Regions from separate parts of the Homo sapiens genome. Here region 1 is linked to region 2. A link is a contact called in ENCODE Hi-C or POLR2A ChIA-PET data. All regions are on one chromosome and are shown on one strand. Each heading gives the region's core, a stretch centred on a gene start or an enhancer-like site at or near the end of the contact. The rest is flanking DNA. Distances are from core to core; before and after follow the strand shown. Region 1 holds the start of CCDC146-AS1 (CCDC146 antisense RNA 1). Region 2 has its middle 47 kb from the start of GSAP.

What was found. A loop is a pair of places that touch in the nucleus more often than their neighbours do. ChIA-PET counts read pairs that join two places held with the same protein, here RNA polymerase II (POLR2A). Pooled maps may share reads with other maps.
Region 1: a pooled map shows a loop between it and region 2 (2.2-fold over the local background). The contact joins the promoter of CCDC146-AS1 here to the enhancer-like site in region 2. A Hi-C loop is called at or near these places in 1 of 50 pooled maps. POLR2A ChIA-PET finds 5 or more read pairs at or near these places in 2 of 52 experiments (PC-9 and WTC11).

What each region holds. Positions count from the first base shown.
Region 1 is chr7:77,244,757-77,250,568 of GRCh38, forward strand. It overlaps CCDC146-AS1 (CCDC146 antisense RNA 1), which reads right to left and starts at 3,952. Exons shown (of 2, transcript XR_007060387.1): 1 at 570-3,952. All of the region lies in intron 4 of CCDC146 (coiled-coil domain containing 146), which reads left to right. RefSeq lists a silencer at 2,550-2,599.
Region 2 is chr7:77,459,879-77,465,898 of GRCh38, forward strand. It overlaps the pseudogene GCNT1P5. Among named protein-coding and RNA genes, the nearest start is that of GSAP, 47 kb to the left of the region's middle. RefSeq lists a silencer at 3,931-4,010. Within about 2 kb of position 3,918, at least 3 of the 41 ENCODE cell types and tissues checked have a DNase peak (open chromatin) inside an H3K27ac peak, as active enhancers do; they include PC-9, where a contact is called at or near this core.

The DNA.
Region 1 (5,812 bases), core at 2,702-5,201, 220 kb before region 2:
GCACATGACACAGAAACCAATTCCCTCCACACCCTCCCACTGACCTCCTTCCCCTGGAAAAAGTAGATATTTCCATCCCCACATAAAAATAAAGAGATGAAGCTAATGAGAGAAAACTATTCATCCACATATACAGATGATATTTGTCAGACCAGCACAACAAACTCTTATTGAGTTTCTAGATAATAGAAGCCCAAATAACTAGCACTCCTCCACCCCAATATCTTCAGGAACTTCTGAATCATTGGCAACTACTAAGAACAACTTATTTTTCAAATACTCTAGAGAAAGGATTTTACTGTGTAATTTTGTCAATTTTTTTGTGTATGTTCACATAACATAAATCTTTTAATGTTAATAAATCTAATTATCTGGTTGGTTGGTTGGTTAGTAATTAAATCTATGTTGCAGTAGTTTCTGTTTCTGGATTAATATTTATGACTTGATAAGTATGCAGTTCAGGAAATAATATGTAATCTATTTAAAGTTAAATTAATACATTGTAAATCCATAATAAAGTAATTAAATACAGTTGAGCTTACTTTTTGAAACAAAACAGGAGTACTTACCTCTCTAAACAGTTTGAAAAGATTTTTCAGTACTCTCTTCAACCTTTGCCTTGCCTTGATTGTGTTACCTTTTGGGGCTTCCCTGTTTTCTAGTAATTCCTAAAATTTTACAGCAAATACGTTGCGTCTTTCATGCAAAATCTGACACATTCTGACCAGTCTTGGTCAGTTGGGGGAAACAAGGCTGTGGTGAGCTGGCACTGTCTGTTGCACTGTGAACCCGGAGAGTGGGAACACTCAGGCCGCACACGTGCAGGGCTGTCCTGACGTGACCCTGACCTTGGTGACTGTCTACTCTCCCGTGGCTGGTTCCTGTGGTCCTTGTTGCACATTCAGGGTTTATTAGTTGTTTTCCATTCTTGGTCCAGTGCTGATAGCAAAGTTGGAACCAAGAAACAACAGATCTGGTAACAAAGGAAAGGAGGAATGATCTTAGCAACACATCTGGAATTCCAGAAAATTAGAATGTGACAGAAGAGGCATGTAGGTACTCAGGAGTAGTCACAAGGAAAAACTCATAGCTAGAACAGATTTTACCTTAACTTAAAAAAAAAAAAAAGTTTGCTCTTCTGTGGCAACAAATATCTTAAAAGAACTAACTTAGTTAGAACAGGTTTCTCTGAATGTGTTTCTCATTACTCAAAAAGAAGCACCTGAGACACTTGTTTGAAAGGAAGATCCCATCCAAAAAGTAATGATTATGATTTTTGCCCCAGCCCACCGCCCCCACCCAAAGTGACATTTGCTTATGTGACTCTGACTCACATTATAGTTAGAGGACCGTGGGTTCCAAAGGTGGTTCTCAGCCCTGACTGGTCAGTCACCAGAGTCTCCTCTCAGTGATCATTCAGTCTATGCATAAACACTTCCAGTGACAGGAAGCTCTCAGCCTCCCACAGAGGCTCACGCCAACTTTGGAAATGCTCCTACACTTAAATGGTTGTTGGATTTGTTTATAAACCTACCTTCTTGCAACTTTCACCCATCCATGCTGTTTCTACTTCTGTGGTGAATGATGCCTCTCACACATGTCAGCATATCGGGCTTCCTGCATTATCTCTTCACCCATAGATCCTTAAAACCAAAAGCCTTTTGACGTTGCTTTAGAAAGGAAGTAAATCCTAAGGAGCTTTGATGTTGAAGCACCCCTTAGTCAGGAAAGCTGAAAAATGTCAGATTTAAGTTTTAATGCAAGTTTGAAAGGTTAGGAGTTAATACATACCAGGAGGCATAGAAACAGAAACATGTTTTTGCCCCAGTAATCCCATGCAAAAGTGATAACCCAAAAGGAGAGAAAAAGATATAATGCATAAAGATATTGATATTTATGAAAGTGAAAAATTGGAAGCAATCTGAATTCTCAAAAAATGTGGAATATTTAAATAATGCATTCCAGAAATACCTTGTTACTGAACCTCTGTAGTCAGAGCGGTATTTGTGTGTCAGTTTAGCTTTGACTGTGTGACTTTGGAAAAGTTGCTTAACTCCTCAGTTTCTTCATTTGTACAACAAAAATCACAATTCCTACTTAGCAAGGTTGTGAATTTTAGATATGATAAATTTAAAGCACCTGGCACACAGTATGTTCAGTATATGATAAATAATACTTAAGATTATTTTATTATGGTATATCTACCCAGTAGAAAACCTTGTAAATAGCTATTATTATAAAGTCTGTTTAGCAACTTAGGAAAATATTTTAATTAAATGTTAGGTAAAAATGGATTCAACCACACATATACATTTAAAATAAGTTTATTAAAAGATAACAGGGAAAATAAAAATGATCAACCATGTGTGATGGAGTAGGATTATAATCTTTAAAAATAGAAAAATACATTCCTTTTAGAGGAAATAAGTCAGTATTTCCTAATAAAAAAAGAAAAATGTATCATAGAAATGTAAGTTTTAAATGTCCTAAAGAATTAGTCATTTTATGTTTGTTTAAACATAAAAATATACTTAAAGGAAAGACCATAAGTCACATCTTGTGAAAGAGCTTGCTGTCACCATTTTGAAACTCAGAAATACTCAGGTTGCCTTTACAACCGAAAGATAGTAGCACACTACTACCCCCTGGTGGCAGCATGCCCGAGGTGTAGGATCAATACCTGGGAAGTAAAATACCACTAATGTATATGCAAGCTCTAAAAGCAAAGGCATAACTATTTAAAGATCTAAACTCAGCTTCAATTTGTGGTCTAGACAACTAATCTATATTAAATTCAATGTGACACATGTATTACAAAATTCATCTACATTATTGCAAATAAAATGTCAAAAATAACATAATCCCATTAAAAAGTAGGCAAAGGACATAAATAGACATTTTTCAAAAGCAGACAAATGGCTAAGAATCAAATGAAAAAAGTTCATCACTAATCAGAGAAATGCAAATTAAAACCACAATGATATATCATTTTATACCAGTCAGAATAGCTATTATTAAAAAGATAAAAAATAAGATGTTGGCGGAGTGCTGAGTAAAGGGAACACTTATACATTGTTGCTAGGAATGTGATTGGTACAAGCTCTATGGAAAACAGCATGGATATTTCTCAAAGAACTAAAAATAGAACTACTAATCCATCTGGCAATCCTACTATTGGCTATATACCCAAGAAAAAGAAATCATATCCAAAAGATACCTGCGCTCATATGTTTATTGCAACACTATTCACAATAGCAAAGATAAGGCATCAACCTAAGTGTCTGTCAAGAGATTGGATAAAGAAAATGTGACATATATATACAATGGAATACTATTCAGTCATAAAATGAAATCATGTATTTTGCAGTAATATGGATGGAACTGAAGGCCGTTATCTTAAGTGAAAAAAACTCACAAACAGAAAGCCAAATACCACATGTTCTCATAAGTGGGAGCTAAGTAATGTGTACACGTGGACGTAGAGTGTGGACTAGTAGATACTGGAGACTTAGAAGGGTGGGAGGACAGAAGGAGGGTGAAGGATGAGAAATGACTTAATGGGTATACATGTATATAATTTGAGTGATGGTTGTACCAAAAGCCCTGACGTCACCACACTGCAATATATCCATGTAACAAAACTGCACTTGTATCCCTTAAATGTATACAAATGAGAAAACCTGGTGTGCATGTGCTTTTAGCTCATGTTCCTAGATCTATGGACTAGTGGGATCTGGTTATTTGTTATAACCAGTGGACATAATTGTCTGTGTATTCATTTATTTCATATGATTTTCCAAGTGTGATCAATACAAACTTTAAAATCTTTCCATATCGGGAAATCATATGACTTCTTTGGCACTTAATAGTTAGTCATTAAATAAAGAATAGCAAGAAAAATGAAAAATATTTCTCTAGATTTCTTCAGGAAATCTGGTCAATAAAACAGTTCAAAATACGGTTATTGGAAGAAACACGCAATTATATCGAACTCATTTTGTTTAGAACATTCAAGCTATTTGAAGCAATTTCCAAAATGTCATTCTAGCATCGTGTCCTCTCATCTTATTAGTTAAAATAAAAATATAAACTTTTTTTGTATTTTCTCATGAATAAGTGAACAAAACCATATGTTCCCATTCACTGTCTGTACTTTCTAATGTTTTTATTTCTTTTGTTTGTTAATCTCAATTTACAATGATGACTGGCTTTTAGAAAAACTGACATTTCTTTCTATAGATGCCAAGTATATCCAATTGATTGATGGGATTATTGAGTTTGACTATGTCCTTAACTGATCTTCTGACTTCTGGATCTGTGCACTTTTGATAGAGGGATGTTGAAGTCTCCAGCTGTGAGAGTGGATTCATCTACTTCTCCTTGCACTTCTATCAGTTTTGCCTCATGTATTTTGATGTTCTGTTGTTAGGTGCAAATATATTAAGAATCCACTGGCCGGGCGCTGTGGCTGTCACCTGTAATCCCAGCACTTTGAAAGGCTGAGGCAGTCAGATCACGAAGTCGAGATCAAGACCATCCTGGCCAACATGGTGAAACCCTGTCTCTACTAAAAATACAAAAATTAGCTGGGCGTGGTGGTGCACACCTGTAGTCCCAGCTACTCGGGAGGCTGAGGCAGGAGATTCTCTTGAACCCAGGAGGCGGAGGTTGCAGTGAGCCGAGATCGCACCACTGCACTCCAGCCTGGCGACAGATTGAGACTCTGTCTCAAAAAAAAAAAAAAAAAAAAAGAATTCATTAGGTCTTCTCAGAGGATTGACTCTTTTATCATTATATAATGCCCCTCTTTGTCTCTGATAACTTTTTCTTGCTCTGAAGTTCGTTCTGTCTGAAATTAATTTAGTGACTCATCTTTTTTTAATGTTAGCATGGCATATCTTTCTCTATCCATTTACTTTTAATATATATGTGTCTTTATATTTAAACTGGATTATTGGCAAACACAGCATATAATTTGAGTCTTGTTTTTGTTTGTTTGTTTTTCTTTTTGGATCCATTGTGACAATCTTTTAACTGACATTTAAAATGATTACTGTTGTAGTTGGGTTAATATCTTCTGCCATATTTTCACTGTTCTCTATTTGTTGTGCTTGTTCTTCATTCCTGTTTTTGTTCTCTCTTTTTATGCCTTTTGTGGTTTTAACTAAGCATTTAATATAATTCCATTTTCTCTCCTTTCTTAGTATATCAGTTGTACATCTTTTTTTACTTTAAGTGGTTGCCATGGAGTTTGCAATATACATTTACAACTAATTTAAGACCATTTTCAAATAACACTATACCACTTCAAGTACTTTTTAAGTAACAAAATAGTCCTATTCCTCCTTCCTATCCCTTGTATCATTGCTGTCATTCATTTCACTTACACATGGGCATACATAAATATATATGCATATGTAATTGAATACATTGCTGCTGTTATAAATTTGAACAGTGTTATCGAGTATCTCAAGAATAAGACAAAAGCTTTTCTTTTACCTTCACTGATTCCATAGCTAATGCTCTTCATTTGTGTAGAACTGAGTTTCTGACCTATATAATTTTCCTTCCCTCTAAAGAGCTTCCTTTAACATTTCTTGCAAAGCAGGTCTATTGACAAACAAATGTCCTCAATTTTTATCTGAGAAAGGCTTTATTTCTCCTTTACTTTGGAGAATAATTTCACAAGGTACAGAGCTTTAGTTTGGTGGTTTTTTCTCTCAACACTTTAAATATTTCACTCTACTCTCTTCTTGCATGTATGGCTTCTGAGGAGAAATCGGATGTAATTCTTTGTTCCTCCATAGGTAAG
Region 2 (6,020 bases), core at 2,668-5,167:
TAAAATTGTAGTATTCTTTCAAATTCATTATCTCCTTCAATGAAACAAAGCTTCCTATGCCAAGTTCCAGCTTAGGAAGGATTTGTCACAAAATAAAAGTACATTGTTGATCTAAGGAATAGGATCGAAAGGACTCTGAAGAGTCAAGTGATGGAATGGCGACCTAAACACCCAACACGATGGAGTCCACTGCTTTTTATACTGTACCAACCTGCAGTCTTTTCCAGGCATAGAAGAGGCCACAGTAGGAGAATGGTTTCCTTTGTGTGGGAATTAGCCAGGTCTGCAAGACCAAAGGTAGAAAGCAGTACCTATGGAAAGGTACCAGCTTGGGAATAATAGTAAATATTGGGAATTATGGTAAATATTGTTGTCCCTATTTAACGTTGGAAAAAACAAGGAACAGAGGTTTGTTCTAGGTAAACAGTGGCTCTTCAATTATTCAGGAGTGGCTTGCCATTTAGGCTTACCTTGATCTTTTTCACTATTCTCTTTTATGGCTCTTGCTTATCTCCTGGCCTGATGGTTAGCACCTCCACCAGAGGGCAGGAAGAACAGGAAGAGAAGCATTGCAACCGGTTTGATCAAAAAGTTGCAATAAGAAAACGTAAGTCATTATCTTAATTTAGGCTTTGGAGTCTTTTAGATTTCAGTTACTAATGTGACCTTTGCCAACATTCTCCTAGATAAATCTACAATAATCAATGCAGTAAAATGATTTCCTATAAATAAAAATCATCTACTTCTAATTGTATTGTTCAATACAATATTACATATATTGAACCTTATATAACATTCAAATTTATTTAGAACTTATTACATGCACTAACTTTGTATAACATTTTTAACCTGTTTGGAATTGGTGTGAACTTCTCCAAAGGCATATCAAAAGCTCCGGAGCTTAGAAAATAAAATCTATCCTGGCCGAGCACGGTGGCTCACACCTGTCATCCCAACATTTGGGGAGGCTGAGGCAAGTGGATCACCTGAGGTCAGAAGTTCGAGACCAGCATGGTCAACATAGTGAAACCCCGTCTCTACTAAAAACACAAAAATTAGCCAAGCGTGGCGCTTGAACCAGAGAGGCAGAGGTTGCAGTGAGCCAAGATCGCGCCGCTGCACTCCAGCCTGGACGACAGAGTGAGACTTCGTCTCAAAAAAAAAAAAAAGAAAGAAAAAAGAAAAAAAGTCTCCTCCACAGCAACTTCCTCAGCATTTCAAACAACAATCAGGGACTTCTGTTGTTGTTGTTAAGGGCAGTCTTCTAGGCTTCAAGCACCAACAGATGTTCCTCCTTCATGGCCTTGAAGGTTGTCAGTTTGCATGTATCAGAAGTGCAAAGGTATATTAAAATAAAGAACAGCACATTTAGAATTAAGGAAAGTCTGGATCATTTAGTGTTCTGATTCCAGGTGACATCTGGCACCCATTACCGTACCCGTGCTTTACTCTGCATGGAGAGAAAGTGCTGGAGTGAAAGTCTGGCCCTGGAGGTGCAAGAAGGTGCCCTACTGTGCTGCTTCTGCCTGACAGAAGCCTTGAGGGGCTGAGGGTGTGGTTTTTGCATTCCTGTGGAGTGGTTCAGGCTGACCTCAACTGCATGAAGGACCTCTACACAATGAGTACAGACTAGGGTACTTGATGAATCTTTATGGTATGGATTTTGCTATTCAAACCAACCTGGAAATTTTCAGGAAGCTCAAGTCATTAATGGGTGGAAACAACCTGGAAACTGAGACGATGCTAGTCAATAAGGAAGAAAAGTGGAAAAGAGGGCATGCAGTTATTAGTGGAAAGCTGACAAACATGGGGACTGTCAAAATGTGTCCTCCACTCGAAACATCTCTTTTTTCAGGCAGTGCCTATTTTGTGGTCAGTAGGGAGGACGTGGGGTATATGCTAGAGAATGAAAAAAATTTAAAAGTTTATGGAGTAGGCCCAAGACACATACAGCAAGTATCTCTAGGCCACTGTTCAAAGGATTCCCGAAGTCCCCAGCTCACTCTCCTTAAGCCGTAAGTATGACTCTTCTGACATGCATGCAGCTTCTAGGTTTGTCAGGTGGCAGCACTTTGAAGCACTCTTTACCCACCTGCAGTAGGGCCCATGTGCGCTCAGTGTGCCTTTTCGGAGCTGGCACCTTGAACTGGACACTGTGCAAGCACCATTTGTTTGCCAATAAGCCTGACACGGGTGGTGACCTCTTTGCCATCCAGTGTTTAGATGAGCATCTGAGACATACTTTGGAGACTTTAAAACACTGGCCACTATAGGCAATTTTAGTAATAAGAAGAAGAATGCGCAAAATTGACACTATCTGGTTCCTCTTATTTGTCAATAAGCACCAGGAAAATTGTACAGGGCCCTCTTTGGAGCAAGGACTCTAAGTCTTTGTGTCAGAAAAGCTGCCTGGTTTCTGCAGAGCACAGTTGGCTAGAAAGGTTGGAGCATTAAACTTTCATCTAGAGTTAAAGTGAGGGGGAAGTATAATAAAAGTAGCTGTGAAGCCAGGGCCGGTAGCAAGTCATTCTGAAGAGAATGGGCTGAGGCGGCTGGAGAAGAGGCTGACACAAAACAATCAGCCTGTCGAAAGAGCTCAGGGGCTGGATGCAGTGTCTCACCCTGGTAATCCCAGAACTTTGGAAGGCTCAGGCAGGAGGATTGCTTGAGCCCAGGAGTTCTAGTTGCCAGCCTGGGCAACACAGGGAAACCCTGTGTCTACAAAAAAATTTGTAAAAAATTAACTGGTCATGGTGATGTGTGCCTGTAGTCCCAGCTACTCAGGAGGCTGAGATGGGAGGATTGCTTCAGACCAGCAGGTTGAGCCCCCAGTGAGCAGTAATCATGCCATGGCACTCCAGCCTGGGTGACAGAGACCCTGTCTAAAAAAAGAAAAGAAAACGCCAGGTGCAGTGGCTCACGCCTGTAATCCTACCACTTTGGGAGGCTGAGGTGGGCAGATCACCTGAGTTTGGGAGTTCAAGACCAGCCTGACCAACATGGAGAAACCCCGTCTCAACTAAAAATACAAAATTAGCCGGGCGTGGAGGCGCATGCCTGTAATCCCAGCTACTCAGGAGGCTGAGGCAGGAGAATCGCTTGAACCCAGGAGGTGGAGGTTGTGGTGAGCCGGGATTGCACCATTGCACTCCAGCCTGGGCAACAAGAGCAAAAACTCTGTCTCCAAAAAAAAAGAAAAGAAAGAAAAAGAGCTTAGGGACTTAACAACGTTAGAAGATTTCACCTGTGCCAAAATTATTTAGAGAATTTTAAATGTGACAATTGTCCTGGTATGAATACATTTACAGCAAAAAATAATCATAAAGATATAGTTTATCTCATATATTTGTTAAAATAGAGATTTGATTTTACTCTAAACAATCCTTGTAAATAATTTCTTTTCTGCTATACCATTGTGCTGTGTAGTGTGTCTCTGTATATCATCCCAGAAAGCTTAAATTGGCTTGATTTAATAGTAAAGAATTTTTTAATTAAAAAAATTTGAACTAACAATTGTCATAATTAATCTCATTTTAAAGTTAGTCCATGTTGAACTTTTCTGGACTATTTATGCATTGATTATTTTAGCATACATTTACAGAATGCCTACTGCGTGCCAGGCATTATAATAAGTGCTGAGGGAAAAAGATAAAGAAGACGCAGATCTTTCCTCTAGAAGGTCTCAGTCTAGAGAAAGACAGACAATTGCATTACAGAGCAGTGAAGAAGTTAAGATTTAGAGTAAGACGAAGTATGCAATGGTGTATGCATCAGAATACGCAACAGGCATAATGGGCTAACACCAAACCGGAGGAGTGGGTACAAATCAAGAAAGGAGATGGTCGCTGAGTAAAGGATGAATAAGAGTTTCCCACATGAAGTGAGGAAAGTCAGTCCAAGAAAGAGGGGCAGTATCTGCAGAGTTATGAAAGTGTGATGACAAAGCGAGGTGAGTATGGGGAAGTAAAATTGGTTCAGCATGACCAAGAACTTATATTGGGCTGGCACAATGACTCACGCCTGTAATCCCAGCACTTTGGGAGGCCAAGGCAGGCGGATCACCTAAGGTCAGAAGTTTGAGACCAGCCTGGGCAACATAGTGAAACCTTGTCTCTACTAAAAAATACAAAAATTAGCCAGGCATGGTGGTGAATGCCTGTAGTCTCAGCTACTTGGGAGGCTAAGGCACAAGACTCGCTTGAACCCAGGAGGTTGCAGTGAGCCGAGATCACGCCATTGCCCTCCAGCCTGGGCAACAGAGTAAGACTCCGTCTCAAAAAAAAAAAAAGTTATATTGAAGCGAGGAAGCATGCTGGCAGATAAGGCTAAACAGAAGGGCAGATGTCAGATGATGAAGAACCCTTTATGTCATGCTAAAGATTTGAATTTTGTTCTGAAGGCAGTGGGAATTCACTAAAGGTGTTTTAACAGAAGAAGGTCATGATCAGATTTGTGTTTTAGAAGGTCAATTTGTTGGCAGAATAGAGAATCAATATTGGAAACAGGGAAACCAGTTAGCAAGCTGGTGCAGAAACTCAGGTAAGAAATCACAATGGCCAGGTCTTTCTGGTCATGGTCATTATAAATGCTTGTGAAAATGTTTAATCTCCTTCACTGCAGTAAAATTCAGATTCAAACAAATAATACTCATTTTTATTTTTGAGTCCTAACATTTTAAGTTGAACTCTTCCCACCCTCTTGAAAGCAAAATATTCTGATAGTCTCGTCTCAATATTTAGCATATCTTTTTCTGAATCATAAAACCACCATTTGTTAAGAAGGTAACAAAAAAATGGGGATGTGGTTCTTTAAAATTACAGCAATTTCACATATCTGCACCATAATCTACTACACCTGTTCATACACCCACCTCCTGCCATTATTAATAGTCTTTTGCTTTTACAATTTTCCATTCAAACCTCATTTTTAAAAACTAGGGTGACCACCAAATTGGGCGAGTCACTTTTACAGTCAATTCTTCTGGTTAGTAGAATTTCAGTTCTCAGTTTTGTTTTTAAATAGTAAGAGTTATCCTAAGTGTCCAAAAATGTAGTTGAGTAGTATCATCATCTTTCTTAAGCGTATCAGAAGAAGGCAAGGAATTTTAACGCAATATTAATTCAAATTTAGGACTTGAGTTATGTACTATGATAGGTGTGATTGGAAGTAAAATGTACTCACAAATGTCAATTTGCCTAAGTTTGAATCAAATGGGAAAGGCATAACTCAATAGACGTTATGGAGATAAGTTGTAAACAATACTACATTAGTGGGAAACTTCTGCAAGTCTATTAAGTTCATTAAATGAGACATATTTAGGCATGCTTTTAACTTGAACCTTTTGTTTTCTCCATATGCCTTGACTTTAATGCTAAATTACTGTTGTCATAATAAATATTTATAAGTCTATTACCAGTGGCACTTAATGGTAAAACTAAGAAATGATGAGAAATAGAGTTTGGGAAATTCCTCACTCCACTAACAACTTCATAAGGAGAGATTCAGAATTTCCAAGACAGAAATTTGGGCCTTGGTTTATATAATAGATGAGTTCCTGTAATTTGCATTTACAGGAGAACTCCTGGAGATTACTTTGCTCAACTCCCTAATATTGAGAAAGTGAAGACTAGAGAATTTTCTGATGCAACCAGTGTGACAAAACTTATTGGTAACTGCCCTAGAATCTGGGACAGAGGTCTTCCCAAGCATCCCTGCCTTCTTTTCCAGGATCTTATAACCAATTTAGTTAAGGCGGAGAATTCCTCCTAGAGAAGGAATTCTTTTTTTATATAAAGTTAGTAATCATACTAACTTTATAAAATTATACTATAAAAAATATAAAAATTATACTGTATTTTCTATAAATTTTGACAATAATACCTCTATTTAGTATACCCATGGGAAAATACATTCAAGCAATTCATCCATCAAGTTTGAATTAAAAGAGTTTGGAGGTTGTGTGAGGACGTAACCTGAATTGATCAAAAGAGTTAAACCATAAATAATTTGGAAGATTTTTT